Linked DNA regions of Mus musculus: regions 1 and 3 are each linked to region 2. The links are chromatin loops, found by intact Hi-C in ENCODE. Cell type or tissue: heart. All regions are shown on one strand.

What was found. Hi-C counts contacts between places; a loop is a spot of excess contacts. Peaks named below come from ENCODE experiments on the same cell type or tissue, not always from the same donor. Only the 100,000 strongest peaks of a DNase experiment are listed, where the experiment ranks them.
Region 1: it touches region 2 in a loop (5-fold over the local background); 20 of 42 quality-filtered maps call a loop at or near these places.
Region 3: a loop joins it to region 2, with 3 times the contacts of the local background. A loop is called at or near these places in 10 of 42 quality-filtered maps.

Annotation. Positions count from the first base shown.
Region 1 is chr6:83,156,474-83,164,473 of GRCm38, forward strand. It overlaps 1700003E16Rik (RIKEN cDNA 1700003E16 gene), which reads left to right. Exons shown (of 4, transcript NM_027948.1): 1 at 1-117; 2 at 4,439-4,660; 3 at 4,743-4,964; 4 at 5,084-6,502. The coding sequence starts at 100. The coding sequence ends at 6,418. It also overlaps a transcript of Wdr54 not described here. Among named protein-coding and RNA genes, the nearest start is that of 1700003E16Rik, 4.1 kb to the left of the region's middle. In heart, CTCF peaks have their summits at 3,166 (motif pointing left), 6,520 (motif pointing right) and 6,721; DNase peaks (open chromatin) are centred at 88, 5,978 and 6,388; H3K4me3 peaks cover 2,428 bases; H3K27ac peaks cover 945 bases; H3K27me3 peaks cover 3,039 bases.
Region 2 is chr6:83,103,121-83,111,120 of GRCm38, forward strand. It overlaps Ccdc142 (coiled-coil domain containing 142), which reads left to right. Exons shown (of 9, transcript NM_001081266.1): 3 at 1-149; 4 at 282-412; 5 at 492-605; 6 at 3,933-4,047; 7 at 4,335-4,512; 8 at 4,635-4,834; 9 at 4,971-6,001. The coding sequence ends at 5,257. Mrpl53 (mitochondrial ribosomal protein L53) reads left to right here and starts at 5,988. Exons shown (of 3, transcript NM_026744.3): 1 at 5,988-6,083; 2 at 6,194-6,306; 3 at 6,402-6,812. The coding sequence starts at 5,992. The coding sequence ends at 6,553. In heart, a CTCF peak has its summit at 4,631 (motif pointing right); DNase peaks (open chromatin) are centred at 4,591, 4,991 and 5,961; H3K4me3 peaks cover 2,933 bases; H3K27ac peaks cover 2,385 bases; H3K27me3 peaks cover 430 bases.
Region 3 is chr6:83,050,476-83,058,475 of GRCm38, forward strand. It overlaps Loxl3 (lysyl oxidase-like 3), which reads left to right. Exons shown (of 14, transcript NM_013586.5): 13 at 83-194; 14 at 325-2,091. The coding sequence ends at 398. It overlaps Htra2 (HtrA serine peptidase 2), which reads right to left and starts at 4,096. Exons shown (of 8, transcript NM_019752.3): 1 at 3,446-4,096; 2 at 3,138-3,342; 3 at 2,854-3,048; 4 at 2,563-2,595; 5 at 2,223-2,328; 6 at 1,998-2,067; 7 at 1,267-1,362; 8 at 791-1,159. The coding sequence starts at 3,951. The coding sequence ends at 994. It overlaps Aup1 (ancient ubiquitous protein 1), which reads left to right and starts at 4,046. Exons shown (of 12, transcript NM_007517.4): 1 at 4,046-4,357; 2 at 4,436-4,573; 3 at 4,654-4,804; 4 at 5,031-5,215; 5 at 5,423-5,495; 6 at 5,592-5,665; 7 at 5,893-5,959; 8 at 6,067-6,169; 9 at 6,284-6,403; 10 at 6,503-6,618; 11 at 6,801-6,919; 12 at 7,023-7,207. The coding sequence starts at 4,221. The coding sequence ends at 7,059. It overlaps Dqx1 (DEAQ RNA-dependent ATPase), which reads left to right and starts at 7,369. Exons shown (of 12, transcript NM_033606.3): 1 at 7,369-7,664; 2 at 7,955-8,000. In heart, a CTCF peak has its summit at 4,830; DNase peaks (open chromatin) are centred at 3,226, 4,106 and 4,766; H3K4me3 peaks cover 4,159 bases; H3K27ac peaks cover 3,313 bases; H3K27me3 peaks cover 110 bases.

The DNA.
Region 1 (8,000 bases), 53 kb after region 2:
TGGTTGCCGAGGAGACCGTTGGGTCGCGGCCACTGCAGCTACAACGATGGAGGGTCCTGAAGGCAGCTGAAACACCGCCTTGGAGTGACTGTCACGAAAATGAGTCACGAAGGCTCGGTGAGTTTCAGCTAGACTTAGGGAGTGCGCAAGAACTGGGGTTGGCCGGTATCGAGGCAGTGGACTAGCTCTAGGTTCGAGATGGGCATGCCTGTACCTCGGTCCCTGAGGGAAAGGGTCAACGGCTGGACCAGGCCAAGGGCAAGCGAATTCGGAAACAGCTGAACCACTAGTGCAAATAGTAATTCCTTTCTGACCAGGAACCCGTGTTGGTGGGTAAACCAGAGGCACTAGGAAGAGGGTCTGATGGATGAATCACTATCTTGACAATTTCAGGACTACGAAATGGATCAAACAACTGTGAGGGTGACCTTAAAACTTACTTTATTATCATTATTACTTTTTTTTTTTTTAAATCGAGACAGTCTGATTATATAGACCATATTGGCCTCCAACTCAACTCTGCCTCCAGAGTGCTGTGATTAAAGGAATCACATGCGCAACCATGGCTTGCCTTTTATTTTGAGACAAGGTCTCAATGTGTAGCCCTGGCTGGTCTAGAACTCACAATATAGACCGGGTTGCCTTTGAACTCATAGCTTCTTCCCATACCAACACTCTCCCATCTCACTGGTCAAAAACCAATTACCTTTAAGTCAAAAAAAAATTTTATGTATATGGGTGTTTTGTCTGCATGTGTGTTTGTGTACTGTGTTCATGTCTGATGCCTGCAGAGGCCAGGAGAGAGGATCAGATCTCCTGGAACTGGAGTTACAGTTTGGAGCCATCACATGGGTGCTAAGAATCAAACCCAGGCCCTCTGCAAGAGCGGTCAATGTGGGGTCAACTCTCTTACTCCCAAAGTCAAGGCATTTTAAAAAATAAAACAGATTGGTAGGACCTCGAGAAAATGAAAGAGTAAAAAATATCTCTGTTCTCTTGTGTTAAGTGCACGCCACATCTCTGTCCTAGCTGTGGGGGGAGGCCTAAGGGATCGGTTCTTTGGTTTTGCGTTGGCTTTGGGCTTAAGGAAGCAAAGCTTTAGATGGAGAACTAGGCAGCCGCTTGGTTTCTGGGAATTCAAGGCCAGGAACTGAGAATGTAGAGAACAGAAGACACCGGATTGCCTGAGAGAATGAATATTGGAGAATATAAAATAGGAAACAATTAGGTAGATAGATAAAAACTTATATTTGGAGGTAGATTTTGGAAGGAACCATCTTCCTTCATGGTCTCACTTCATGGCCCAGTCTGGCCTTGAACACATGACAGCTGCTTCAGGCTTCTGAGTGCTGGGTTTATTGCTGTGAGCCACCACACCTAGTTCTGGCCCTCTTTACAATTTTTTTTATTATTATTATTACTTATCTACATCTCTTTTGTGAAGTATTATGTCCCTAGGTTACTTTTGGGCTTTTCTTAGTTACTTATCTCTTGCTGTCACAAAACACCATGAGCAAAGAAACTTATAAAAGGAAGTGTTTAATTTGGGGTTCACGGTTCCAAACGGTTAAGCACCCAGGAGCATCACGAAGGGGAGCACAGACAGGCATGGTGCTGGAGGAGTAGCTGAGAGCCCACGAGGCAAAGAGAGCTAACTGCAAATGATGGGCTTTTGAAACCTCATCTCTGGCCCCTACTCCCTCCCTCCCAACAAGGCCACACCTCCAAGTCTTTCCCAAACAGTTCAAATAGGAATTTATGGGGCTGTTCTTATTCAAGCCGTCACAGGAATCTTTAATGATTTGTTACATTTATTTGGGGTGGGGTGGGGTGAAGGCGGGGCGTGTGCCATAGTGCACGAGTGGAGGCTGGAGGGTGACTTGAAGGAGATGGCTCTCTCCTTCTACCTTGTGGTGCTGAGAATCAAACTTTTGTCATTAGGCTGGGCTATGAGTACTTTTACCCAGTGAGTCACCTCACCAACCCTCATTTTCTTTATCTATCTCATGTATATGTGTACACTGTCACTGTCCTCAGACACACCAGAAAAGGCCATCAGATCCCATTACAGATGTTTGTGAGCCACCATGTGGTTGCTGGGGATTGAACTCAGGACCTTTGGAAGAGCAGTTAGTGCTCTTAACCGTTGAGCCATCTCTCCAGCTCCTTCTCTGTCTTTTTAAATGAGTTTTAAAAATATCTTAACATGTTTTTCATTTATATATTTTAGCAAATGTCTTTGTTTGGGAAGCAAGAGTCAGGTTTTGGAGCTAGACAAATCCAGATGTGAATTCTGACTAGACTACTTCCCAGGTGGGATCTTAGGCAAACTCCATGAGATGTGAATAGAAATAGTGGTTAAAGACGGTCTAGTAGTGCAGGCCTGCTCTACTCTACTCGGGAGGTTGAAGTGAAAGTCAGAGAGGATGGATAACATCAAGACAACCATTTTTCCTGCTCAGCAGGCCTGAGTGGCAGTGTGCAACAGGGCCAAGGGAGATTGAATCTCAGTGCTGTGAGGGGAAGAGGGCACTAGCTCCTGTCCCTAACCAAGAAGCTATTTCCAATTGACAACCACTTGGCAAAGGAAAAATCAGTTTCCCCTGTGGACTCTACTGGAAAAACCACACCTAAGGGTAGTCTCCACGCGCCAGGAGTGGACGGCCAGTACAGCACGAACTCAGTGGTGCTTTTGTGGGTTTTTTTTTTTTCTTTTTTGACTTAATATGGTTTCGTTTGAGCATTAAAAAAAAAACCTTTCTCATCTTTTACTTGCATATATGGTTTCTGATTTTGTATTTTAATGTTTTTTTGTTTGTTTGTTTGTTTTGTGTGTGTGTTTCTTGTGCTTTTCACTGTTCTTTTGTTTGTTAAATGGTGGTTTGTTTGCCTTTTTAATTTGCCTGTTTGTTTTCTAAAGAGGAAGAGAGGAAGAAGGCCTGGGGTTGGGTGAGAGGGGCCGTGGAGAGGATCTGAGAGATGGGGGAAGGGAAACCGTGGTCAGAATATATTGTATACATTTTCATTTTTTTTTTTTTTTTAAAGAGGGGGTTGGAGAGATGGCTCAGAGGTTAACAGCACTGGCTGCTCTTCCAGAGCTCCTGAGTTCAATTCTCAGCAACCACATTGTGGTTCATAAACATCTATATGAGATCTGGTGCCCTCTTCTGGCCTGTGTGTATACATGCAGGCAGAACACTGTATACATAATAAGTAAATAAATCAGAGAGAGAGAGAGAGAGAGAGAGAGAGAGAGAGAGAGAGAGAGAGAGAGAGAGAGAGAGAGAATGAATCAGAAGTTAAATTTCAAGATCAGCCAGGTGGTGGTGGCGCACGCCTTTAATCCCAGCACTTGGGAGGCAGAGGCAGGCAGATTTCTGAGTTCGAGGCCAGCCTGGTCTACAAAGTGAGTTCCAAGACAGCCAGGGCTACTCAGAGAAACCCTGTCTTGAAAAAAAAAAAAAATTCAAGATCAGCTTGGACTACAGAGTGAGTTCAAGACCAGCCTTGGCAACTTTGTGAGATCTCAAAATAAAAAGTAAAAGGAGAGCAAGGTGTAGTAGCCCAGGCCTTTAATCCCAGCACTTGGAAGGCAAAAGCAGGCAGATCTCCGAGTTCAAGGGCAGCTTGGTCTATAGAGTGAGTTCCAAGACAGCCAAGACTACACAGAAAGACTCTGTCTCAAATAAACAAAAGTACAAAGGGTGAGTGGTTATGGTACAGGCCTTTAATCTCATCTTTGGGGAAGTGGAGGCAGGTGGAGCTCAAGTTTGAGGCCAGCCTGGTCTACACATCGAGTTTCAAGACAGCCAAGGCTACAGATAGAAACCCTGTCTGGAGGGAGTAAAAAAGAGGTGAAGGGATTTAGCCTAGTGAGTAGGCATTGTCCTCAGTTCACTCTCCAGGTCAAAATATACACACCCACAAAAGGCAACAAATAACAAAAACGGAGAGGTTTTTGTGTGCTGTTCCATTCCTGTAATCCTAGAATCTGAGAGTCAGAGGCAGGAGAATTGCTGCAAGTTTGAGGTACTCTACATAGTAAGTTCTGGGCCAGCCAGAGCAACATAACAAGATTGTTCAAAGCAAAATGAAACAAAAGCAGAGGAGACTAAATCCCGGTGAATTCTTGGAACTCTCAAGAACTTGGACACTGCAGTAAGGCAAAAGAGCAGAGCTGAGATGAACATGATTAGTGAGGGCTACCTTCTGTCAGGTGTCAGTTTCCTTGTCATTAAAGAGGGCTTAGAAGGCTGTTACAAGTATTAAATTGAGTGATATACCTACAGAGTGTTCATCCGGCGCATCACAGACTTGAAGGTTCCTTGTCCTGGTCCCTTTTCTTTCTTAGAAAACACCTGGAGAGTCTTTCTAGCCCTTAGCCCATCCGTCCCACCCCCTTGATTTCCTGTCCTGAGTGCCCATTTCGTTCCCACAGAGGCAGGCGCGAGATCGTGGGGTGACCCGATCCAAGGCAGAAAAAGCCCGGCCACCCACCCAGCCGGTGCCGCAGGTGGACATCGTGCCTGGGAGACTCAATGAGGCAGAATGGATTGCGTTTATGTCCCTGGAGGAGGGCGAGGACGTAGTGGGTGACATCTTGGCTGACCTTATGACTCGAGTTATGGAGTGTGCCTTCAAAGTCTATCTGACCCAGCAGGTGGGCCTAGATCTGGGTCTTCCAGACCTATCTTCTACCCTGCCTCTCCTGGCAAGGCTGAGACCCTCCCTCGCTTCCACAGTGCGTTCCATTCACCATTAGCCAGGCCCGAGAGGCCATGCTGCAGATCACTGAGTGGCGCTTCCTGGCCCGAGATGAGGGAGAATCTGCAGTGGCTGAGGACCCCACGTGGGGAGAGGATGAGGAGCCCCTGGCATGCACTACGGATTCCTGGGCCCAGGGCTCCGTGCCTGTTCTGCACACACCGGCGCCCGTTTGTGTAGAGGAGCAGTTCCACAACGAAGTAAGCCCAAGCCCTGAGCCTCTTCCCGACAGAAGCCTCCTCTGGAGCCGCTCAGGACCACGAAGTGAGGTCCTTTCCCTCCATTTCCAACAACTCATTACCCTTGTGTGTTTCCCCAGGAACCTGGGAACCCGGACCAGTTCCTTTTAGGTTCATCGTGGGACAAAGAGTCCCAAAAGCCGACACAACCTTCAGAACCTTCTGCCGAGCCCAAAGTCACCCCGAGACCCACGGCCACCTTGGAGGCGTTTGAGGAAGCTGAGCCCGGGGATGCCTTGGAAGTACCCCACGGCCAAGAGGGAAGCCATATGTTGGCTGTGCCCTCGAAGGAGTCTTTACGATCTACGGCGGAAGGCGAGCGCGTCTACAGCCCCCAGTCTTCTCTGAAGCAGCCCCAAGTAGTCCGTCTTCAGGCCTCTGAGAAGGAATCATCCTTCGGCTCACACCTGTCGCTCGAGGATCTTTACCTCTGCATGCCCCAGCCAGACGCGGCAGGGGACCGGCTGAGCTTGCAGAGCAAGGGCCAGCTCCACAGCAGCCCGATAGGGTCGGAGTCCCACCTCGGTGCACTCACCCCGGCAGAGCCCTCCGCGTTCCAGGAGCCTGAAGTCTTGGGAGAGCGGCCAAAGCACAAGACCACCACGTTGCGCATGGATTCCTCGCGGCTGCCCCGCCACTGGGTGCGCCCCGTGGCCGAGGTCCTGATCCCAGACCTCGAAGTGCACCCTTTGGAAATATATCGCGGGCGCCCGCGCAGGAGCCAAGCTGGGACCGCAACCTCAGCATGCGAGTCCCAAGCCCTTAGCTCGCGTGCTCCCTCCAAACCCCATGTCTCTAGCCCAAGGTTCCCTCTCCAGCGTTGTGCTACATTCCGTGCTTTGGGCCCGGATCCTAGTTTAAACTTGGCCCAAACCTCACCGTCCTTCGGGTCAAACGTGCCATTCCTCAGCCCCGGGTTCCGCTTCCTCCCTAGAAACCCAATCCCTCCCGACGTCGCCAGCACCCCTACCCCCAAACTATGGCCCCTAGCTAAGTGGCCAAGTGGCTGGGAGCGGGAGGCGGAGCAGCTGGGAGAGCTGTGGGCGGGTCGGACTCGCGTGCCTCCACAGGGTCAGGAACCTGTGGAGGTGACACCTTTGGAGGAGGACTCTGGATGGCCCCTAGCGGCGCCCCAGGTCCTCGAGGCTACGTCCCAAGTGCTTTGGAAGCCCATGGTTATTTCAGAAACCATGAAGCTGGTTCCTGGTGTGAGTATGTGGAACCGGGGAACCCAGGAGCTGCTCAATCCTGCTGTCATCCGGAAGGAGGCTGAAGAAGGCACCCCCCAGGCGCCTGAGCAGCAACCCATCCAGACAGGTGTGTCCAAGCCTCAGGTGATTATGAAACAGATAAGGAACGAGACCCCCAAAGCCTGGCTGCTCCCCACCAAGCCTGTGCCCCACTCTGGGTCCTGAGCCTCCACACTGGGAAATGGACCTTGCTCAAAAATAAACGAATTGCCGCAGGAACTGACTGGCAAAGATGGTGCCATTTCTTCCAAACCTGTTTATTTCCTTAACGGGACTCCAGGGGGCGCAGTTGTCATGGCTTAGGAGACAAGGCTTAGGGATAAGGTTGTTCCCTAGCGTTCTCTGTCTCACCTCCACCACCCCCCACCCCCCCTGTCCTCAAAACACTCGTTAAAAGGGAAGATAGAAGGACCGTAAGGTAAATCTGGCTCCCAGGCAGAACTTTGTCCTTTCAGTAAGGGAGGAAGTGCATAACTGTGATTATAAGCATAGAGTGAGTCCACACATTAATTCGCTCTCCTTTCCTAGCTCCTGGAGCTTATTAGTTCATCTTGGATTGAAACACCTATTTTTTTCCGTTTGATTTTTACTCCTGTGTTCAGGGAAATGAACCTAGAATTTTGCATATGACAGAAAAACATTGTATCAACCAGACACATACACACAGCCAATACATTTTAAGCAATTAATATATACACAAATATGCTCACATGTGAAATGTCCTATGTACCCTCATGGTTGCACAACACGGAACAGCAAAAGACTAGAAAGTGGGCCAGGAGGCTGGCTCAGCCAGTAGAGCACTTACTATGTAAAGCAAAGCATTGAGGACCTGCAAATAAGCCCCCAGCCCATACTCTCCATTCTGGGGAAGTTTAGATGGGACAAGCCCTAGGGTTTGCTGGCCAGCCAGTCTAGCCAGAATTGAATTCCAGGTTCAGTGAGAGACCCTTTCTCAAAATAATAATAATAATAATAATAATAATAATAATAATGAGGAGGAGGAGGAGGAGGAGGGTGATTGAGGAAGAGATTCCAGGTCAACTTCTGGCTTCCAAATGCACATACACGCATGTGTGCTCCCACAAACATGAACACACATGCATACAACTGGAAACAAAGTAACTAGAGGAATCCAGTTGATAAATATGTACACCTACACATGAGGATCTCTCTCTGTTTTTCAAGAGATGTTCTCTTGTAGTGCAGGATGGCTGTCAGGCCATGGGTGGCCTTGAACTCCTCATACCTAAACCTCCCAAGTGCTGAGATTTCAAATACAGCTTGTATAACCGGAAAACATTTACCCACTTCATTTGAATTTGATGGCTCAGTGTTAGTTAAGAGTGGTTACTGGCAGCTCTTCCAAAAGACCTGAGTTCAATTCCCAGCACCCACATGGCTCCGCTCACAACCATCTCCAACCAGTTCTAGCTCCAGGGGACCTAAGCCCTTTTCTGTCTTTCCCATGTGCCTGGTGTGCAGACATACCATACATGTAGGCAAAACACTCATAAAATATAAACCTTACAGATTCTATAAAGGAAAAAAGGCAGAATGTAAGTCTCTATACTGTACTACCTATTGCATAAGAGATGAAAGGAGTAGAACTCTGTGTTCATAAGAGCCTGTATTTAAAACATCTACCAGATGACCAAGAAACCAATTACCTGTAGCAAGCAAGAAGGTTATACTAGGGTGGGACAAGGGCTAAAGGGAGGCTTCTCAGTACATACTTTTCCAGGGG
Region 2 (8,000 bases):
GTTCTGCCAGGCCTTAGGATCAGCCCTGGGTGGTCAGAGCAGCCCTGCGTCACTGTCTCCTACCTCTGAGCTGCTGCAGCGGCTTTTTCCTCCCCTCTTGGATAGCCTTCGACAGCCCAGGCCAGAACTTAGGCTGTGTCCGCCTGCAGGTGAGACAGGAGGTGTGGAATGGGAGGGCAGGGGGCGGGGCAGTTGTTATCTTTTGCCTGTCCTCTGTTCTGAAGCTGGCCTTCTCCTGGAGGTGACCTATGAACCCTAGGGTACTGTCCTTCCCCTCCCAGGTCCTACGCCTGTCGCTCTGGGGCTCTGTACCCTGCAGACCACCTTGCTCTGGTTTGTGGGCAGAGCTCAGCAGCACCTGGCAGCGTGGGACCCCGGTTCCTTCTTGCTCCTGCTCCAGAAGGATCTGCCTGTGAGTGGCCCAGAGCTGGGAGGGAGCAGCCTCCCTCAGTGGCCTGAGCTGAGCCCTCCCTCTCTGTTTCTGCCCACAGCCTCTTCTGTCTGCGGTGGAGGCGCTGTCCAGCCTGGCCTCCGAAGCAGCGCTCACTCTGGAGGTGGAGCAGCAGCTGGGCCTAGAGATCCACAATTTGACTGAAAAGATGCAGGTGAGTGCAGAGACCTGAGAGTGGCAGCGTAAGTGTGTGCCTAGAGAACAGGGCTGGGGACCTTGCGATCTCCAATCTCCTTAGTCTCTGCTAAAGTTTTCTCTGTTGGCTTCTTGTTCTTTACTATGGAAAAAAATTCAAATATGGTCATAATAGTAATCAACTCATGGTCAGTTATGATTCATACTCCCTTGCTACTCCCTAATAGTGTTAGCCAATGACATCATTGTTTAGACTTATTTCATTAGCGACTGCATAATTATGTCTTTTACTTTTCCTAGTAGTGTTTAATTCATTATTCTCTTTAAAAGTGACATTTGTATATATTATTGTATATATATACATATACTATATATATACATACACACACATATACACACACTATATATATAGTATGTGTATGTATACATATACATACATTTGCTTGCCTCTGCTTCTTGAATCTGAGATTAGTGGCATATGCCCTTGCATCTGGCTTGCTTTATAGTTTTACTAAAGTAGCACATGTCTATATTTAAAGGGTGAAATGCAAGCTGGGGCTGTAGCTAAGCAACAAGCACTGCTGATCATGCATCATCGAACTTTTCTTTGATTCCAATCACGAGTGGGAAGGGGAGCAGAAGGAGGCAGCAAGATGATTCGTTAGTTATAGGTGCTTAATGCCAAGTCTGACAACCCCAGACCCATATGGGGTAAAGATAGAACTAATGACGGCAAGTTGTCTCTGCTGCATATGTGAGCATGCCAGCACATACACACACACACACACACACACACACACACTGCATATGTGAGCATGCCAGCACACACACACACACACTGCATATGTGAGCATGCCAGCACACACACACACACACACACACACACGAGAGAGAGAGAGAGAGAGAGAGAGAGAATGAAGTTAAAAGTATTTTTAAGCCCTCTAATGGGGAGATCAGCAGAACAGCTCCACTCCCCTCTGGGTTGGCTGTTTCTTCTCGCCCTTTCTCTGGATTATGTCAGGGCCTCATGTATGCCAGGTAAGATCCGTGACACCAAGCTATGTCCCCCATGATTTTCTTCTAGGTTTATGGACAGAGCTATTACTTCTGTCTTTATCTGTCCCATTTTGCACACCACTGCTTCCTGTTGCAAAATATAAGGTTATGTTTGTGTTCTCCTGGTGTGTTTGCAGGGCTCAAGTTGGCCCTGTCCTCCTGGTGTGTCTGCAGAGCTCAGGTTGGCCCTGTCCTGGTGTGTCTGCAGAGCTCAGGTTGGCCCTGTCCTGGTGTGTCTGCAGAGCTCAGGTTGGCCCTGTCCTCCTGGTGTGTCTGCAGAGCTCAGGTTGGCCCTGTCCTCCTGGTGTGTCTGCAGAGCTCAGGTTGGCCCTCTGCTCCTAGTGTGGATGCAGAGCTCAGGTTGGCCCTGTCCTCCTGGTGTGTCTGCAGAGCTCAGGTTGGCCCTCTGCTCCTGGTATGTCTGCAGAGCTCAGGTTGGCCCTCTGCTCCTGGTGTGTCTGCAGAGCTCAGGTTGGCCCTCTGCTCCTAGTGTGGATGCAGAGCTCAGGTTGGCCCTCTGCTCCTGGTGTGTCTGCAGAGCTCAGGTTGGCCCTGTCCTCCTGGTGTGTCTGCAGAGCTCAGGTTGGCCTTCTGCTCCTAGTGTGGATGCAGAGCTCAGGTTGGCCCTGTCCTCCTGGTGTGTCTGCAGAGCTCAGGTTGGCCCTCTGCTCCTGGTGTGTCTGCAGAGCTCAGGTTGGCCCTCTGCTCCTGGTGTGTCTGCAGAGCTCAGGTTGGCCCCTGCCCCTTTGCTCTGCTTCTCTGCTTACCAAGCATCTTAACTGCTGTGAACTCCCACCTTTGGTCTCCTGAATCTGAGACTTCTAGTCCAGCAACTGTTTGGGATTTCTTCCATTCTTACTGTTTTCTCTTTAACATCATGCCCTAGCGTAGCCTCCTAATGAGAAGAGCTTCACATAGATGGTTATGGAAGCCCAGAGGAGGACCAGTACCTGAGGCTTAACTGCTGGCTGGGCAGCCTCTGAGTAGCAGAAGCAGGCTCCCCAGACAGCCTTCCTGGGGAACAAAAGCTCATATGCTCTCTTTGTGAGTCCAGTCCTCCCTCCCTCCCTCTCCCCTCCTGTTTGTATTCAGGACTGTGTGTGTCAGGAAATGGTGTGGAGCTTGGCAGAGTAGCCAGTTAGCATTACATTGTTGGAGGCAGGGCCAGGGGTGCTAGTGTATACCTTTAATCCCAGTACTGAGGAGGCTGAAACAGGATTTGAGTTTGAGGCCAGCCTGGACTACATGGAAATTTCAAGGCTAGTTTGGGCTAGACAGATGGGAGTGGGGAAATTCTGTGCTGGAGAGAAGGGAGAACAGAGGCACACACATGTCTGATGTGCCAGGGACCCAGTGGTTTCTTCCTCTCCCCCATGCCGCAGAACCTCCCTTTCCTTAGGTTCCGGGGATCATATATCCACGTCTTTTTCCATTTTCTTTTGTTTTTTATTCCCCCATCCTTTTCCTTTCTTGACTCTAATGTAAGAGTCAGCTCAAGCTGGCCTCATGGAACTTGTCATCCTCCTGCTTCAGCATTCCCAGCCCTGGGGTCACAGGCATGTGCCACTATGCTCAGGTCACAGAACTTCTGCCAAATGCCCCATTTTTTTAGATTCTCCAAAAATCTAAAGCCGGGCGTGGTGGCGCACGCCTTTAATCCCAGCACTTGGGAGGCAGAGGCAGGCAGATTTCTGAGTTTGAGGCCAGCCTGGTCTACAAAGTGAGTTCCAGGACAACCAGGGCTATACAGAGAAACCTTGTCTGGAAAAAACAAAAAAACAAACAAACAAAAAAATCTAAACAACACAACCTTGTTATCACCATCTTCTTCCCACCCCATTTTTTAAAAAAAGATTTATATATGCAAGTACACTGTAGCAGTCTTCAGACACATCAGAAGAGGGCATCGGATTTCATTACAGATGGTTATGACCCACCATGTGGTTTCTAGGAATTGAACTCAAGACTCTAGAGGAGCATTCATTCAGTCACTGAGCCATCTCTCCATCCCCTGGCCATTGAGCTTCTAATACTCTGATTCTACTTTCCAAATGCTGGGAGTCTAGCCGCATGCCCAACACGCCTGACTTGTCATGTGCCTTTGATTACTAAGGAAACCTCTAATCCTAGGTACTGTGCATGGTTTAGGTCCAGACCTCCTTAGAAAATGCCCATGCTCCCACAGTGAGGCATCAGGGTTTTACAGATGCCCACACTGAGACCTCAGAGAGAGAAACACCATTCCCAGTCTAATAGACTAGCCCTTCTTACTTTCTTCCTCCCCATACAGCTCCTGCCCAAAGAATCACTGGGTCTGTTTGTCCAAGAATGCCATAAACAAGCCACACAAGGCTTCAAGCTCCACATGCCGAGGGGTCGATACTGGAGACTTCGATTGTGTCCTGGTAATTTTTCTTTCTTCCTGGTGCTGGAAATGAAACACAAGATTTCACACAAGCTAGACGAGCAAGCCTTGCTGAGTGAGCTACAACCCCCAGCCCACTGTCTTGGTAATCTCTCACTTCCACCTTTCTCCTTCGGGTTCCTGGTATAAATGGTCCAAGCCCTCCCCAGTTGTGGCTCCACACCACTGTCAACATCTTTGTCCTTACCCTTTGTGCCCTTCCTTCCCTCTGGAGCCCACTGGACTTCTGCAGTCTCTCCATCTGTCTTTTCTCTTGTCTCACTCCAGAACCTCCCAGTGACCCTAGTGAGTACGCTCGGATAGTGGTCTACTCTGTGTTGGAGCCTGTGTTGCAAGGACTTCAGGGATTGCCACCTGAAGCCCAAGCCCCTGCCCTCGGCCAGGCACTGACAGCCACACTGGGCGCCTGGCTTGACCACATCCTCACCCATGGGATCCGGTTCAGGTATGAAGGAAAGATGCTAGTGGCAGAGGAAGAATGCCAAACAGGGAAAATGGAGACCATTTGGGCAGAGCAGTCTGGGGAGGCAGAAGTGTCTGGTGGCCACATTGTACCTGGACATCTAGCCTGCAGGGGGCGCTGCAGCTCAAGCAAGACTTCGGAGTGGTCAGGGAGGTTCTGGAACAAGAGCAGTGGGGCCTGTCGCAGGAGCTTCGCCAGACTCTGCTCTCACTCAGCATCTTCCAGCAGCTAGATGGGGCCCTGCTGTGTCTCCTGCAGCAACCCCTGCCCAAGAATCCAGTCCACAGAAGACCTCCCCGTTGCTGTGAGTTATCACCACTCCTCAACCCCAGGCTTTTCTAAGCCCTTCCAGGGGTGCTTTCGAACACCCACACCCAATCTCACCATTGCTTTGGCGTCAGCATTCCCCACCAACCTGCCGTCCACTCCTGCCTTCCCAGGTCTCTGTTATGAGGTCCAGACCACTGAACTGCCCACCAGCAGCCTCAACAGCCTGGAAAACTTGGCACCCCCTCTTCGTCTTGGAGTCTCCCCTGCCCAGAACACTCACCTGCTAAGCACCCTGGGGGGAGGAGGACGAGGAGGAGGGGGAGGGGGAGGACCAGGACCTAGTCCTGAGGCTTACCTGGTGGGAAACCAGCAAGCCTGGCTTGCCCTGAGGCTGCACCAACACCCACGTTGGCACCTGCCTTTTTTTTCTTGCCTGAGGACAAGTCCTGAACCCTAAGTTGACTAGGACCAGGGGTTGCAGATCATGCCCCAGACAAGGAACTGTATGCTAGAGAAGCTTAAACCTGGGTGCTTGATAAAACATGTTCATAAACTAGAGTCCAGAATTGAACCCCCAGATCATCCTAGGATCTGCAATCCAGAGTAATAGGCAAACTACAGCCTGAAATCTGGATGTCGGAAACAATGAAGACATCTTGGAGCTAAAACTAGAAGGGGTCTACAGGGCTAGCGCTCAGGAGACAGGCAAACCTTGCTTTCTCTCGAATCCCAGGAGCAAAGCGAAAACTGATTCATGAGGAAACACAGACAAAGCAGACATTTCTACACGTGGAGGGCAGTCTTACCCCTTCCCCGTCTCTGTTTCTAGTCATTAGGCTGTAGGGCCTGGACATTTAAGCCTTGGCTGTTGCTACAGGGGCAGGGCTTGCCTTCTGCTGGGTGGACAGTCCCCGCAGTGACATCCTTTCCAAGGAAGGAGCCAGGATGTGGGGTGGTGCTGACCTAGATCTCGCAGGCAGGACCCCGAGGGAGAGGGCTGAAGGACGTTTTCCTGCGAAGGGGATTTTGCACATTCACTGCTTATGCTGTGTGGCACAGAACACTGCTAATGGCTGAAGTATTCGCGGGTGGCCCCGGAGGTCAGCCGCGCGAAGTACCGCGGAGCCGCCGGAAGCGGTCCGTTCCAATAAACCGATCCCCAGTGCTACTCCTTCCGGGGTGGAGGTAACCATGGCGGCGGCTTTGGCTCGGCTCGGACTACGGCCGGTCAAGCTGGTTCGAGTTCAGTTCTGCCCGTTTGAGAAGAACGTGGAGTCCACGAGGTACGGGTTCTGGGGAGGTGGGAGGCGTCCGTGTTCCCCACGCGTGCGCGCGCACCCTCGTCCCGGCTCCCTGGTCCCCCGGACGCGCTCACGCTGCCCTCCGGCCGCAGGACCTTCCTCCAGACGGTGAGCAGCGAGAAAGTCCGCGCCACCAACCTCAACTGCTCTGTGATCGCCGACGTGAGGCACGACGGCTCTGAGCCCTGCGTGGACGTGTTGTTCGGTAAACCTGGTAGGGACGCGGGTGGGCGAGGGCAGATCGCCGCCATAGCCCTGCATAGTCAGGGTCCCTAACTCATCGGTTTGCATCTCCCCCAGGAGATGGGTATCGGCTGATTATGCGCGGTGCCCACCTCACCACTCAGGAAATGTTAAGTGCCTTGGCCTCCCACATCCGGGACAGGAACGCCGCGGCAGCATCTGCACCGGGCGCAGACAAGGTCGCCCCGGGTACGAGTACCCGCCGCTGATATGGCAGAAGAGTCCAACAACCAAATGTTAGCTTGAATCTAAAGACAGTGAGTGGTCTGAGAAGACCTGGGCTTTAATCACTCAAAATGCTGCATGGAGCTCATGATACGGAGCAAGAACACTAACAACAGGGCTTCTGGGGCAAGATAAGTAAGTTTGGGTGGTGAAGGGCCCCGACAAATTGGAATTTTTCTTTCTCAGTGTTTAACTTTATTTGGATCTGTCAACCAAGTACATTTTAATTAAATATTTATTGCCAAATGAATGCTATTTTTCTCAGGTTGTTTACTTGGATTTTGAGAGAGGGTCTTACCATGAGCTAACCTGAAACTTAGTAAGAAGACCAAGGTGGCCTAGAAATGTGAAAGCATTTTTCTGCTTCAGGCTCCTCAGTGCTGGGATTCTAGACAGCCACCACCCTCAGCCTACAGTACTCATCTTCCTTAGTAGTGTTGTCTACTCTTCATTCACTCTCATGGAACCACCCATTCTGTCATAATTTCAACTACTCAGGATTTAAACCCTACCTTTTTATTTGGTTCTAACCCCATCTTCTATGATTAGCTACTGCCAATTTCCCCCATATGCCACCAACATTCTTTCCTTCAAGTGGAACGGTCACTTGGCTCTTCTGACTTCCTGCTCAGCCTTCTAGGCTAGAAATGTAGTGTTTCCTCTCCTATCCCTTCCCTTTCTCCGTAGATCCAACCAGTCTGTCTGCACTGAGGGGAAAGAGAGGAGCCAGCCCCGTCTATTGGCACACACTATCCAGGCTACTCAGGAGGCCAGCCTGGTCTACTTATCGAGACCCTTCCATTCTCACTCATTTCCTGTACCACTTTTATTCTCCTGCCTGGTGTCATTTTCCCTTATCATTTTAGCTGCTATGAAATCTCATCCTTCACATGGGTAATAATGGCTTACTTCCCACAGTCCGGAAATAGTTTTTGGTTAACATCCATTAATGTGACCATGAAGTCATTTTAGAGGATCAAATGGCATAAAAAGTTATCCATTCGAGGCCAGAGGAGTAGCTTAGTGTTTAAGAGCACTAGCTACTCTTCCAGATGACCAGGGTTCAATCTCCAGTACTCACATAGCAGTTCACAACTGTAACTCCAGTTCTAGGGCATCTGACACCCTCTCACAGACATGCATGTAGGCAAGACACCAATGAATGCACATTAAAAATCAGAAAAAAAAGTCGTACAAAAAAAGTTATCCATGCATGCCATGTGTTATTTTTTTTTTAACTTTTAGTTTTTATACCTCTACCTCCCTTCCAACCTTTCTTCACCCTAATCCCTTCTGACACCCCAGCATTATGTAGGAGAGAAGATTAGAGGGGGAGGGGATATAGACCTCTATAGGCTACTTCCTGCTGATTAGGGTCCTTGGGTTCCTTGGGGCAAGTCCAGTCTTCATCATCAGAATATCCAGCAAATG
Region 3 (8,000 bases), 53 kb before region 2:
TGGGGTTTGGGGTGAGTGATGAGGACACCTGTGACCTGTCGGAGTGCTGCTGGGTCACACCAGCTTTCTTCCTCACTCACAGGTCGTTATCAACCCAAATTTTGAGGTAGCAGAAAGTGACTTCACCAACAATGCAATGAAGTGTAACTGCAAATACGACGGGCATCGCATCTGGGTGCACAACTGCCACATCGGTAGGTAACAGATGAGATGGGTGAATGCAGGGCAGGAGGGAAAGGCTTCCATGCTGTCACTGCCCATGATGGGTGTGTGCTCTTGCCTCTGTGCAGGGACAGCCCCTCACAGTGCCTGTCTATTCTGCAGGTGATGCCTTCAGCGAAGAAGCCAACAGGAGGTTTGAGCGCTACCCTGGCCAGACTAGTAACCAGATCGTCTAAAATGCTACCACCCTCTCTGTAAACCACCACTGGCCCCCAATGGCAGGGGTCTGAGGCTGCCATTACCTCAGGAGCTTACCACAAGAACCCCTGATGTCAGCAGGCGCCCTACACTCAACCACCTGTGCACTACAGGCAACAAACTGTCAAACAGAAGTTGGTGCCTCCTTTACGGGGTCAGCTGTCATTACCTTTGGCCAACAAGCATGGAGAATCAGCCAACAGCCCCAGCAACAGACAGAACACACCACAAAGAACTGCCCCACACAGGATGGCAGCAGCTCATTCTCTTGAATAGGGGAGGTCAAGAGGGTCAGCTCCCATCGCTCTCCGTTCTCCTAAGGACCGCGTTACCTCTAGCCATTTGGTGGGGGAGAAGATCCAACCCCCACTTTTGACTGTAACATGTTGCTAGGTATAATTTTATTTTATATAAAATGTGTTCTTCGGAGCCCAGGACTGATGCAGCGGTTAGAGGGACTTGCCCTCCGCAGGTTCACTGACTCCTCCTCTACCCACATGCACTCAGAACCTAGGCTAGGAAAGCAAGGAGGAGATCAGGGCAAGAGCTTCACACTCTTGCCGGTCCAGTCATTCATTCTGTGACCTCGGGGGTCACATATAAGGTCAGTGTCTCTGATCCGCGCCGGATCCGCACTGCCAGCTGTGATTGGGTTCGAACAGCTTCATAAACATCTTCAGCATTTTGTGCCAATTTCTCCCCAATGGCCAAGATCACATCACCAGGCCGCAGACCAGCCCTGTGGAGGATGGACGGGGCAAGGAGAGAATAGACAGAGAAGTTCAAGGATACATCCACCCATCCCATCCCACCCAACCCCCCCCCCCAGAGCACGCTCCCCATCACCTGTGTGCGGGGGAGCCCAGGATAACTTTATGAATGAGGACACCATGCTGAACATCAGGGAAGCTTGGCTCACGGAGCTGTAGTTCAATAAGGATGCTGAAAGGGCACAGACACTATTAGCTCCACACAGGCCCTCTCCCATCTTAATAGTTCACCTTCTGCCTTCTAGAGCTTAGGAAGTGGGATATACACATAAAAGATAGCTAATTTCGAAAGATACATGGTGTTGATCAACTTCACTTCTGTCATCCTGAAGGGTTAGAACTTAAGCTGAGCCTAGAAGGGTGGGTCCTACCACCTTACGAAATAAGGTATTGAGACATAGAAGTGGAAAATGAAAGTAGTTCCGAAGAAACGGCAAGCTGTCTGGAAGGATAACGAGATGGGTGGGAATGGGCGGGAATGGGCCTCCAGTGCTAGGTCAATGTTGGCTTTACATCACAGCAATAGCAGGATGTACTCAATCTACTGAAAGATCCAGATGCAGTGGGATGAGAAAGTTATGAGAGGGAACAGTGCTTGTGACAGAAGACAACAGCTTATCTTAGGAAAAAACAGACATGAGAGAAAACCCAAGAAAAGGATAGGGTGTGTGTATGGTGTGTGTGTAGGGGTGTGTGTGTGTATGTATGTATAGGTGTATATATATATACATATATATAGATATATGTATATATCACCACACTAACATACATATATATGTATATGTATATATCACCACACTAACATACCTGGGAGTCAGGGTCAGCATCATCACTCCAATGTAGCGGCGCTGGGACCCACTGGTTCCAAACCAGGAATCTGTAATAAAAGAGGACAAATGAACCGCCCCCCAGCTACATTCTTTCCCTTACTTTCTACCAGCACACCCCTCTATACCAAGCCCCAGTGAATGCCCTCCCCTAAGTCCCATCCTCCATTTTAAAGGAACCCCTTTCCCTGTAAGACAGGCTCACTTTTCTTTTCCCCGCGATGCAGAAACTCCCTAAGGCGATCAGAAGGGATGGCAAAGGAGATTCCAGCTGTCACCTTCATGGTGTTCACTCCAATCACCTCCCCATCCTGCAGGGACACAGCCCCCTGTCCCCTAGCCCACACAGATGGCAGAGGATGGGGGCACCTGAACAAGAGTAGCAAGGATTTGGGGACAGAAGTCTGTCTGTCTGTCTGTCTGTCTGTATACCAGGAGAGGAACAAGAGACTAGAGACTTAGCTAAAATTCCCTAAATCAGAGGAAAACCCACACTTCCCACACTAACCTGGGGCATGGATTCTTAGAAGAACACGGACACTCACCAGGTTAACCAGGGGACCACCAGAATTTCCAAACTGTGAGATAAAATGAAAGAAAACATCAAAAAGATCTGGAATCCCATGCTCTGGGAATTCTAAGACCGAGGACATAAACAGGGTGTAGGGAAATTTTTCAAATTCCATTCCTAGCACATGAACTAGAGAGGCTGCCTTTTGCAGCCCAACCTCTGATACAGGCCCAGTCACCACCACGTGTCAGTTGGTGCTCATACCCAACAGCTGTTCTCCCCAATTCCAACCTTAGCACCTAATTTCCCTCATATCAGGACGCACATCAATAGCTGCATCGGTCTGAATGTATTCCACGTTGTTTTGAGGGAGTCCCAGGTCCCTGGCTGGGCGCTGAGCAGAGCTGACAATACCAGATGTGATCGTGTTCTGCAGTGCAAAGGGGCTTCCCATGGCAACAACAAACTCCCCTTGCCGGACATCAGCAGAGCGGCCGAGGGGCAGTGTGGGAAGAGGCTCCTTAAGGGAAACAAGGCCAGCAAAACTGGTCATTTTAAGAAGGGAGCAAGAGAACAGCTGCCATCAGATCTGGCCTACTCCATCCCCACCTTGGTTTGAATCCTCAGTGTGGCAATGTCTGCTACGGGATCCACAGCTGTGACCATGGCCTCATAAGTATCCCCGCTAGGCAGCCTCACTCGTACTCGGCGCCGATCAGCCACCACGTGGGCGTTGGTAACGATGAGCCCATCTGAAGCCACTACGAATCCTGATCCGTTTGAGATGGGGACTTCACGGCCGGAGAAAGGGTGCCTGGGATGGGGAAAGTACCCATTACACTGCAGCTTCCACCTCATCCTGCTCCCTTGCCTTCACTAACGGCAGTTCAACACCTCCTGGTCAACTTCACCATTACCGGTCTAGGATCTCGATATAGACCACAGCAGGGGCTGTCTTCTCCACCACATCTGCGATGAAATTGTACTGGCTCCGGGGAGAAGTGGGTGGCGGAGCAGGAACAGCAGCCAGCACCGTGGAAAGACCCCGACCCCAACCCCACAACAGCAGCACCACTGCACCTCCTGCGCCCACCGCCACCGCCAGCCATTCGCGCCGACGGCTTCCAGGGCTCCTGCGGGCCTCCTGGTCACTGGAGCCTGAAGTCCCCACATTCAATCGTGCCCAGAGATCCGGGGTCCTAGACGTCAGATCTGCCCGTGATGCAAGGAACCCCTCAGGCACCTGGGCCGGGAGACTGGGGGTCCCATAAGTCATCCAGATCTGAGAGTCAGGAGTTCCTGACGTCAGCAGAGCCCGGAGGTCAGGAGCTAACAGGGGAGGCTTCCTCCAGAAGATGCCCCCCAAAGCCCGCCATGCCCGAAGGCTCCAGTTTGCACCCCGCCCCGCTTTCAGCGCAGCCATCAGCTCCGCCTCGACTCTCCTCGCCCGCCCTACTCAGAGGCGGTCCTCTAGAACCCGGCAAGCGGTCTAGGAGAAGCAGGGCACGACGGTAGCTGTTCAGCGCATGCCGGGAAACGTAGTCCCGTCAGGACGCGCTCCTCTCCAGCATACGCACACGCTCACACACAAACACACACACATACACACACATTCCCCGGGGCCGCGAGGCATGCTGGGAACGCTAGCCCTTCCGGGGCGCCTCCGGGCCTCAGGTTCTGGCGTCTCGGCGGATGCCCAAAGACTCCGCCTTCCCAGGGGCCCCCGCGGCCCTGCGAAGATGGCGGCGACAGCGGCCCCGCTCTCCTGAAGCGGCTGCGATGGAACCTCCCCCAGCTCCGGGGCCGGAGCGGCTCTTTGACTCGCACCGGTAAGCGCTGCGGAGGGAAGAGACCGGTCAGCGCGTCCTGTCAGCTTCGGCGCCTGATCGCGTCGCCTCTCGCCACAGGCTCCCGAGTGACGGCTTCCTGCTGCTCGCGCTACTGCTCTACGCGCCGGTCGGCCTCTGCCTCCTGGTCCTGCGACTCTTCCTCGGGCTCCACGTCTTCCTGGTCAGCTGCGCTCTGCCCGACAGCGTCCTCCGCAGGTGCGGACCGCGGCGCCCGGGGGAGCATCGGGGCTGGGCTGGGCTCTGGACCGCACGGTCACCGCCGCCTGTGTCCCCAGGTTCGTGGTACGAACCATGTGTGCGGTCCTGGGGCTCGTGGCCCGGCAGGAGGACTCCGGACTCCGCGATCACCGCGTCAGGGTCCTTATTTCCAACCACGTAACACCTTTTGACCACAACATAGTCAACCTCCTCACCACCTGTAGCACCGTGAGTGGGGGGCGAGGCCGAGAGCGCCACCGGGTGGCTCCCCAGGCCCAAGCTCAAGGCTCCCCTTTACCCATTGGGATTCTCTTGGGGAACACCGAGCCTTTCCCCCAGCCCCTTAATCGCCACCTCACGTGTCACCCTTTTCCTCTTTCTTTCTGTCTTTTCCTTTCTCTTTCTCTTTTTGACATTTCCTTCCATTCTTCTTGCTTTTTCTCCCCGTTCTCAGCCTCTACTCAATAGTCCCCCCAGCTTTGTGTGTTGGTCTCGGGGCTTCATGGAGATGGATAGGCGGGTGGAGTTGGTGGAGTCACTCAAGAAATTCTGTGCTTCCACGAGGCTTCCGCCCACACCTTTGCTGCTCTTCCCCGAGGAAGAGGCCACCAATGGCCGAGAAGGGCTGCTGCGTTTCAGGTGGGTAAGCGCAGGCATCTGGCTCCAGTTGAGTGGGTGCCCTAGTTCCTTTCCTGTCTGCCCACTTTTAGCCCTGCCCTCGAAATTCTTAATTCCTCAGTTGTCTGCTTATGGAGTTGGACAGTTTACTAGTTTAAGTCAGATATAAGTGGTTGGCTGGGCTAGGCTGAACTCCCATACTACTCGCTCTCTCTCCCTCTCTCTTAGTTCGTGGCCATTTTCTATTCAGGACGTGGTACAACCTCTTACCCTGCAAGTTCAGAGACCCCTGGTCTCTGTGGTGAGTGCATGCTGGACAGGGACTACTCTGGGGTCTGGAAGGGAAGTTTCCCACCTGTGGCCCTGGCTTAGACCTCACTTCATGCCCTCCCCTCAGACGGTGTCAGATGCCTCCTGGGTCTCAGAACTGCTGTGGTCCCTTTTTGTTCCTTTCACGGTGTATCAAGTAAGGTACTAACTGTCCTCCGTTTTTGGTGGCTGGGAAGGTGTTCACCTCAAGGGCATGGAAGTAGTGACCACTATCCTGTCTGCCTGTGGTTTGTTAATGTCGAAGTTCTAACAGAAGCAACACTTATCTTCATCTCCCTACTCTCCCCACCACTGTTCCAAGATAAATGGGGAAGGGCCATACCCTTAGCCCCTGTCGACTTAACAGGGCAGGGCTCTGGTTTTTGTAGGTGGCTTCATCCCATTCGTCGACAGCTAGGGGAAGAGAGTGAGGAGTTTGCGCTCCGTGTACAACAGGTGGTAGTGAACAGGGGTGTGGTGGAAGTGGGGGGGTCCCTCCCTCCTGGGGAGAAGGGGAAGAAGACCTGACGAGGCTACAGCTATAACCTTCCAATTCTCCCTAGCTGGTGGCCAAAGAATTGGGCCAGATAGGGACACGGCTCACTCCAGCAGACAAAGCAGAACACATGAAGCGACAAAGACACCCCAGATTACGCCCCCAGTCAGGTGTGTGATCTGGGCACAAAGATGCTTGCTGCGCTTGGTGGTTTTGCTTCCCTCCTTACGCGTGTCTGCCTCTCTCAGTAATCCACTCACCTCATTTTTTTTTCTTTTAAACAGTGCAGTCTTCTTTTCCTTCTCCTCCCAGCCCTTCTTCTGATGTGCAGCTGACCACTCTCGCTCACAGAGTCAAGGAGGTTCTGCCCCATGTGCCATTGAATGTCATCCAGAGAGACCTGGGTATGGGAAAGGGTAGCATCACAGAATGGCAGACACAGGAAAATGGGTCTCAACAGAGAAGGGGTACAGGGAGTGGACACTCTGCCCCTCTCTTCCCAGCCAGGACTGGGTGTGTAGACTTGACCATCACAAACCTGCTCGAGGGGGCTGTGGCTTTCATGCCTGAAGATGTCACTGAGGGATCTCAGTCCCCGCCTGCACCCTCTGCCCCAAAGGTGAGACCTGGAGTAGTCAAGGCCAAGACTTAAGGGCAGGTCTGGGCAGTCTCTGCTCCCTCTCCCTGACTTCTCGCCTTGATGTTGAGACCCTAGCACAGTGCCTCTCTTGCAAAGTAGGCATTCGATGGGTGTATAATGATGATGACTTCGCAAGCCCTCTGACATTGTGATCACCTCAGTTCCCCAGCTCGGGCCTGGCGACCCCTCAGCCCACAGCCCTAACGTTTGCCAAGTCTTCCTGGGCCCGTCAGGAGAGCCTGCAGGAGCGCAAGCAGGCACTGTATGAATATGCAAGAAGGTGAGAGGGTTAGAGGACAATATGTGAGAAAGAACAAGTTGGAGAAAGGCCTGATGAAGCTGATGTGACAAAGCCTATACACTCTCTCCCCCATGTCCCACAGGAGATTCAGAGAGAGACAGGCCCAGGAGGCTGAATGAGCCCAAAGGAACAGGATGGTACCCAGAGCCGCAGGACGGAGACTGGGGGCAGCCCTCACCCAGCTAACAACAGGCCGGATGAGTGGGTGGTAAAAAGGGAGGGATGGGGCTCCCCCAATCTCACATTAAATTCAGGGTTTTCACTCAAGGTCTCTGTTGCCTCTTTGGGTTTCAAAAGCCCCTTGAGCAGGTTTCTTTTCCTGGGTTGAAGACTACAATATGGGTGAGAATGGTCAAAATGGAACTGTGAAATTACACTAAACTGAAGACAAAACAACTGGATCCCAGCTCAATTATAGTGTAGGCTGTCACTCCAAAACTACAAGTCCCAGAATGCATTTCATGACTATAGTCATATAGGCTCAGTTATACAAGCTCAGGGTGGCATCAGGAACCTGCTTTCCATAGGTTCCTAGCTAAGCTGACCAAGGTGGAGCAAAAGGCCCCTCCCCCCAAAATAAAGCTCTGGGATTGGAGTTTGAGCTCAGCCTCCCGGATGGGGCCGGAATTTACCTTTGTACTCCAGGGAGGCCTGGGTTGGTGTGCCTGGCTGGGTGTGTCCAGAACTGGCTGCCATCCTGACCGTGTCCCAGAGCTGCTGGCAGGTTTGAATCCAGAATCATTAATGGCCCTACCTACTGTCCCCTTCTCTCATCTCCAGATTTCTTACTTTTCCCCACTTGGGCCTTTCCCACAGATGACTGCTTCTTGTAGCTCCTGCTGCCACCGTGGGTCCCTGTGCTAGTCACAGATCTTTACTACTCAGGGATCCCAGCTACAAACAGGGTGAAAGTCCACTGGTGATGTCCTCTTAGAGACACCCAGCACGGTTTCCTGGGAAGGATGGACCCCAAGGCATTCTCCCCTGTGGGATAACGTTGGGGATCAAGCTGAGATGGGAATTCAGTATCAGTCACCAGACCCAAGGCCTTACTGGCTGC